Regions from separate parts of the Homo sapiens genome. Here region 2 is linked to region 1. A link is a contact called in ENCODE Hi-C or POLR2A ChIA-PET data. All regions are on one chromosome and are shown on one strand. The core of a region is the stretch at or near the end of the contact, and the rest is flanking DNA. Distances in the headings are between cores, read along the strand shown.

Region 1 (2,807 bases), core at 213-2,712:
CAAATTTTAGTGTCCTAGTGCAAATCACTAGGGGATCTTATTAAAATGCATTATCTGGTGTGAGCCCTTGGATTCTGTATTTCTAGCTAGCTCCCATGTGATCTAATGTTGCTGGTCCTTGGACAACACTCTCAATGACGAGACTCTATCACACCATGCTACTATTTGTAAAAACCCCAGGAAAAAAATATCTTGTCTCTTAAGTTTCAGTATAAGTTAATGCTGAATATGTCTAGAGCAAGTTTTCATTTATCTAATGGACTTCTTAAATCTCATGGCTGATGGTGTTTTCCTCTTTGACTTGGTCACCAAGAAGCATTTTTAACAAAGCTATAGGACTTAATAGTGATGTATTTTATTTACTGGTCCCAATGACTTACATCTGATTACATCTAACTTTCCTAATACTGTTTTTTTTTTTCTGGCTAATATTACTTTTCACTGCCCTTACTATATTTTGTTGTTGTCATCTCACATGCATCTTTGTAAGATACTTAGGATCCCTCCTTCAAATAAGATAGAATGTGAAAAAAGAATCCCAACACAACTCAGTTAAATGGTAATACATACTCCCAGACACACAATGCATTGAGGAATTTCAGGCACATGTGAGAGTGGGGTAAGCAATTGAGAATGGAGAAGCAGACAGTTTTGAAGTAGACTGCAGGAGGATTAACCTCATGCTCTTTCACAATTTTCTTAAGACTTTGCAATACAGGTGGGATGGGGATGGCTGAGTGAGTTCATATTTTAAAGACTTAACTATTGAAATTCCAGTTGCCTTGGGAAGATCTATTATAATTAAGGGTACCTGGAGCAGCCTCTGCTATTGCAACTATCCTCAGGGGAACACTGGAGTGAATTCTCACAGGTACTCTGAAGCACTAGTGGGAAGAACAGTTTTCCTAATCCTTAGGTAGAACTGCATCTTGGATAGATCAAAAGGCAACACCAATCAACGTCAGCTACTCATATCCACCGATTTGAAGATGCTTTTAGAAGCAGCTAAAAAACTGGAAGGTAACCCCTCCAGTTTTCTATTCAAAATGCAGAGGATGTCCCATATCAGTTACTTAACTTAGGGAAACATGTTTAACCCTATGAGTCTCACTGGCCTCCTCTGTATTTTGCAACAATAATAACTTCCTCAAATGATTGCTCTGAGAATTAAATAGAATGCTTGACACTGTGCCAGGCACATCGTACATTCTTAACAAATTATTTACCTTAATGCATTCATTATTGCTTTCTTTTTCTATGCTAGGCCTTAGAGAATCTGGTTGTGGAGAAAAAGCCAAAACCTATACATGTTGACTCATTCTTTCAGCCTTTGATCCTTCTAGAAGTTTTCTAGAACCTACTTGTGGTTACTATTCATTTTCAAAGTTATTTCTCCAATGCCCTTGAGAAATAAAAAACATTGGCAGACACACAAGTAACATTCAAACTTGATCTTGTAAACTAAGTTTGTGTTGACTTCTTCTCCAGGCAAAGAGGTCAAGGGACTTTCCTCATATGAAAACATAACCGTGTGATTTCTGCTAAACCATAAACACCCTTGTCATAAAGGACTCTGTCCAGAACAACAAACAACAAAACAAAGCAAAAAACACAAACAAAATAAAAAGACTGTGCTGTGAATGCTAAACAACCAGGCCCTTATATTGCATATTGCTTTTAAATCTGGATAGCGACAGCAAAACAAGTGCTTCACTTTCATTTGCTATCACTTTCTGCATCTAGCATATGACTTTTGGGAAATTCCAGTATCCCCCACTCAATTAAAAAAAAAAAAATCCCTCCTACTCTCAACTCTTGAATGCCACCAAGTTCAGAGGGGAGAAAATTCTTCCTTCTAGGAATTCCTCACGCTCACGTAAACATGTTTACATATTCATTACTTCTCAATCAAAGCTCTTTGGTTGGTCAAAGGTTCCGCTTCTTACTCAAAGCTCTCTAAAATATCAAAAGTGGTATTATTGGAGGTCTGAAGAGTTAGGAAACATCAAAGAAGGGAAATGGAATTTACTGAAATAAATACTTTCCCCTCTTTACCCCTTACACTTTCTGGGTGGGTAGGAAGGGAGAAAACCTCCTGGTTAAGTATAATCACTTCCGGCAGGATGCTTTCTCTTTAAAATGAGTTAATAACAAAATTAGATACAATTAAAAAGGAGTTGCAAAGGAGTTTTTGTCTAATAATAGAGTAAATATAAAGGCATTAAAAGTGCATGTAACTAAAGTGGTAAGCTCCAGTCTAGGAAATAGATGAACGGCTTTGGGCTAAAACTGACCAAATGATTATTTGATCTCTAGTAAATGCTTCCTTTCCATCATCTGACTCTATGTAGATCTCATCCTTCTGGTTATCTGAAGCCTTCCATTGCACTAACCCACCTAAAACATTCCATAAATAAAACTCCATTTCTCTCAAAGTGACAGATCTGATGGGGTGTTTGCAAAAAGTTTACCTATACTTTTTTTAAAAAGTCTTTTCTTTTGAAATGCTCTCAAATACAATATATATGCAGAAAAGTGCACAAATCCTAAATGTATATCTTAATGAATTATAGAAAGCTATCTAAATGAACTAATTCATGCTAGGGTACAGATACACTTCATTCATTTTAAAAGATGAGCTTCTTATCAAAAAGGAATTTCTAATTAGTGGCATTACAACTTTGAAGCCAACATGGTATGTATATTCAACCAATGTAATAAAACACTCCAGTTCTGATATGAGACAAATGTTTCTAATCATTTTCGGGCTGAAATTCTACCCTAGAGAAGCTTGCTTTATGAAACAA
Region 2 (2,853 bases), core at 24-2,523, 54 kb after region 1:
ATTGAAGCCTGGCTCCTTCCTGCTAAGACTTCTTCCAGTTTCCAAATCCAGTAACTCCAAACCTGATTTCTCATTTGTAATGCCTCGAAGACAGCAATTATGAGATTGCCAATGGTCAATAGGGTTATGTCATCTCAAAACAGTGAATTTTTCATATTTTTGTCTCTCACTATTAGGACAATGATAAAAACAGTCTATTATTGTTAGAACAATAATAAAATACGTAGATCTTACATAAACGTAATCTTTGAATGTTTGAGGTCTGATTACTCAATTATGAAACCTCCTTCAACAAAAGGAGGCTTTGGTATAAAGTTATTTTATAAACTATGCATTAAATGTTTGGAACTGATACTGATGCATCATTAGAAAAATTAGTCAAGATTTGGTTATAACCTTTTCTACTACAGAGAAACAAAAGACATGAGGATTTCATTGTCCAAGAGTATGTTTGGAAACTAGGTTTTAAGATATTGAAATTTACCCTTGTCTTTCAAGTCTAGTGAAATATAGAATATACATGCATTTTTAACTACTGCTAGAATAGTAGATTTATGTATGCTGTGAAGAGAACCAAAATGAACAATTTATCTGAATTTCATTTTAAACTCAGTGGAAGCAATTCTTCCACCTTCATCTCCCTCTCCTCTGGGATCACTTACGGCTGATTACCAGATGACAGATGATTACCACTAAATGGCTAGATGCATGTGGTATTACGTGGTAAAACCCTTACATGGCTGAACCATCATTGTCATCAAACTGGACGATTGATGAAACCATGACTCAAAGCTAGAAGTCTACTACAACTCCTTTGGTAAACATATTTTTAAGAATATTGCTCTTTGCTCACCTCTGTTCATAAATGCAAGTATCACTTTGCACTTGTACATGTTTTCATAGAATCAACAAGTAATTAAAAAAGCATTATTTGTCCAGTATTGCTATTCATAGTGGCATTTCTCAGGCAGTGAAATTTAACACTACAGTTGCATGTAAAGGAAATAGCCATACAAGCTTCTCTTCCTTTCAACTGTTACCGACAACTTCGTGTAAAAGACCACTGACAGTAGAACCTAAAAAGTGCAGTTGTGGGTCACAGATTTTTGTTCTTCCTGTGTCAGCCTCATTTTTTTTTTGTTGAAGAGACAGTGAGGATGGTTTGCATTAGCTAACCTGGAAAAAGACTGGACCATACACACCAGAATCTGTATGTACACCTCAATGAGGATGACAGTGGACATCAGGATTGTCTTGTGGTTTCTTGAGGAGACTCATGCAAGATTCTTGTGGAATCATTCTTGGTCGGGAGGGTTAGGACTCATTGTGAATCATCCTCCTATGTTGAGATAATGACTGCGCAGATTATAGAGATATTCAAAGTCTTTGAAGACTCTGTATTATAAAAATAATCTCAATACATATGCTTGATTTTAAATTGTGTCATTGACCTTTTGTTACAGGAATGTTCAAACCTTCACAAAAGTAGAGAGGATGGAATAATGAGTTGCCACCATTGCAATAATTAAGAGCATTTTGCCAATCTTATTTCATCTTTCCTAACTTTTTTTTTTTTTTCAGTTTTGGTGTTATGTAAGGCAAGTTTCAAGTGTCATATCATATAATGAGTAAATCACTATGTTTCATTTACAGAGATCTCCTTAAAAAGTACCTAAGTTTTCTATCACTATCACACCTAACAAAGTAGTATTTTAATATCTGCTAGTACATTATCCATCTCAAATTTCTCCAAATGTCTCAAAAATATTATTTAATAGTTGTATATTTGAATTAAGGTCTAATCAAGGTCTTCATACTACATTTACCTGAGAGGTCTCTTAAGTGTCTTTTAGTTTATAAGAAGAATTCTCCCTTCTCTCTTATTTATTGAGGATATTTATTTGTTGAAGAAACCATATTATTTGTCCCAGATTATGAATTTGGCTGATTGCATTTTCCTGGTGCTATTTATCCTGTTTTAACTGTTAGTTATATCTAGAAGCTTGATTAGATTCGGGAGAAATTTTGGGGAGGAAAAATACTTTCTGGGTTGTTCTGTGTACTTTCTGTTGCATCATGTCAAGGGAAGCAATAGGCACATTTGGAGAGTATGTTAATACTCTTAGTAGGATTAGTGTTGGCAAATGGCTCCACTTATGAAGATTTCCTTCAAACTTCTCCCTAAAAATTATATCAGTAATTGTCTAGATCTATTATTTAACTAAGGATTAAAAAATGGTGGATTTTCTAAATCTATCATTTTTTCAGCATTTATCAGGTGAATTTTTTTTTTTTGAGATGGAGTCTCACTCTGTTGTCCAGGCTGGAGTGCAGTGGCACGATCTCAACTTACTGCAAGCTCTGCCTCCCGGGTTCACACCATTCTCCTGCCTCAGCCTCCCGAGTAGCTGGGACTACAGGTGCCCGCCACCACGCCTGGCTAATTTTTTGTATTTTTAGTGGAGACGGGGTTTCACCATGTTAGCCAGGATGGTCTCAATCTCCTGACCTCATGATCTGCCCGCCTTGGTCTCCCACCACACCTGGCCTATCAGGTGATATTCTTATATACTGGAAAACTTTTCTTTGTTAACTGCTTGGTTGTTGAAATGGAATTCAATAATGAGGTCAGAGTAAACACTTGCCCCTTTCTCCTTTCTCACCAATCATCAGAATGAAATCGCATGCTGGCAGCCTGCAAAGATGACCAATGAAGATTTTATTTCTCCTTAATTGTCTGTGTATCACTATTAATTCATGGATTTTTAGTTATTTGATATGTTCCACTTTATTGCAATCATTTTTCTCCTACATCCACAAACTGTCCCATCTTTAGTCAGAGGAAGCCCCTTC

What was found. Hi-C counts contacts between places; a loop is a spot of excess contacts on that map. ChIA-PET counts read pairs that join two places held with the same protein, here RNA polymerase II (POLR2A). Pooled maps may share reads with other maps.
Region 2: a map of astrocyte of the cerebellum shows a loop between it and region 1 (5-fold over the local background). The contact joins two enhancer-like sites. A Hi-C loop is called at or near these places in 5 of 168 maps with a recorded cell type or tissue (CD4-positive, alpha-beta T cell, PC-3, PC-9 and 2 more) and 2 of 50 pooled maps. POLR2A ChIA-PET finds 5 or more read pairs at or near these places in 5 of 52 experiments (A549, AG04449, AG04450 and 2 more).

What each region holds. Positions count from the first base shown.
Region 1 is chr2:225,036,494-225,039,300 of GRCh38, forward strand. The region is part of intron 1 of DOCK10 (dedicator of cytokinesis 10); the gene reads right to left. Among named protein-coding and RNA genes, the nearest start is that of DOCK10, 4.6 kb to the right of the region's middle. Within about 2 kb of position 1,463, at least 3 of the 41 ENCODE cell types and tissues checked have a DNase peak (open chromatin) inside an H3K27ac peak, as active enhancers do.
Region 2 is chr2:225,090,223-225,093,075 of GRCh38, forward strand. No RefSeq gene overlaps it. Among named protein-coding and RNA genes, the nearest start is that of DOCK10, 49 kb to the left of the region's middle. Within about 2 kb of position 1,274, at least 3 of the 41 ENCODE cell types and tissues checked have a DNase peak (open chromatin) inside an H3K27ac peak, as active enhancers do.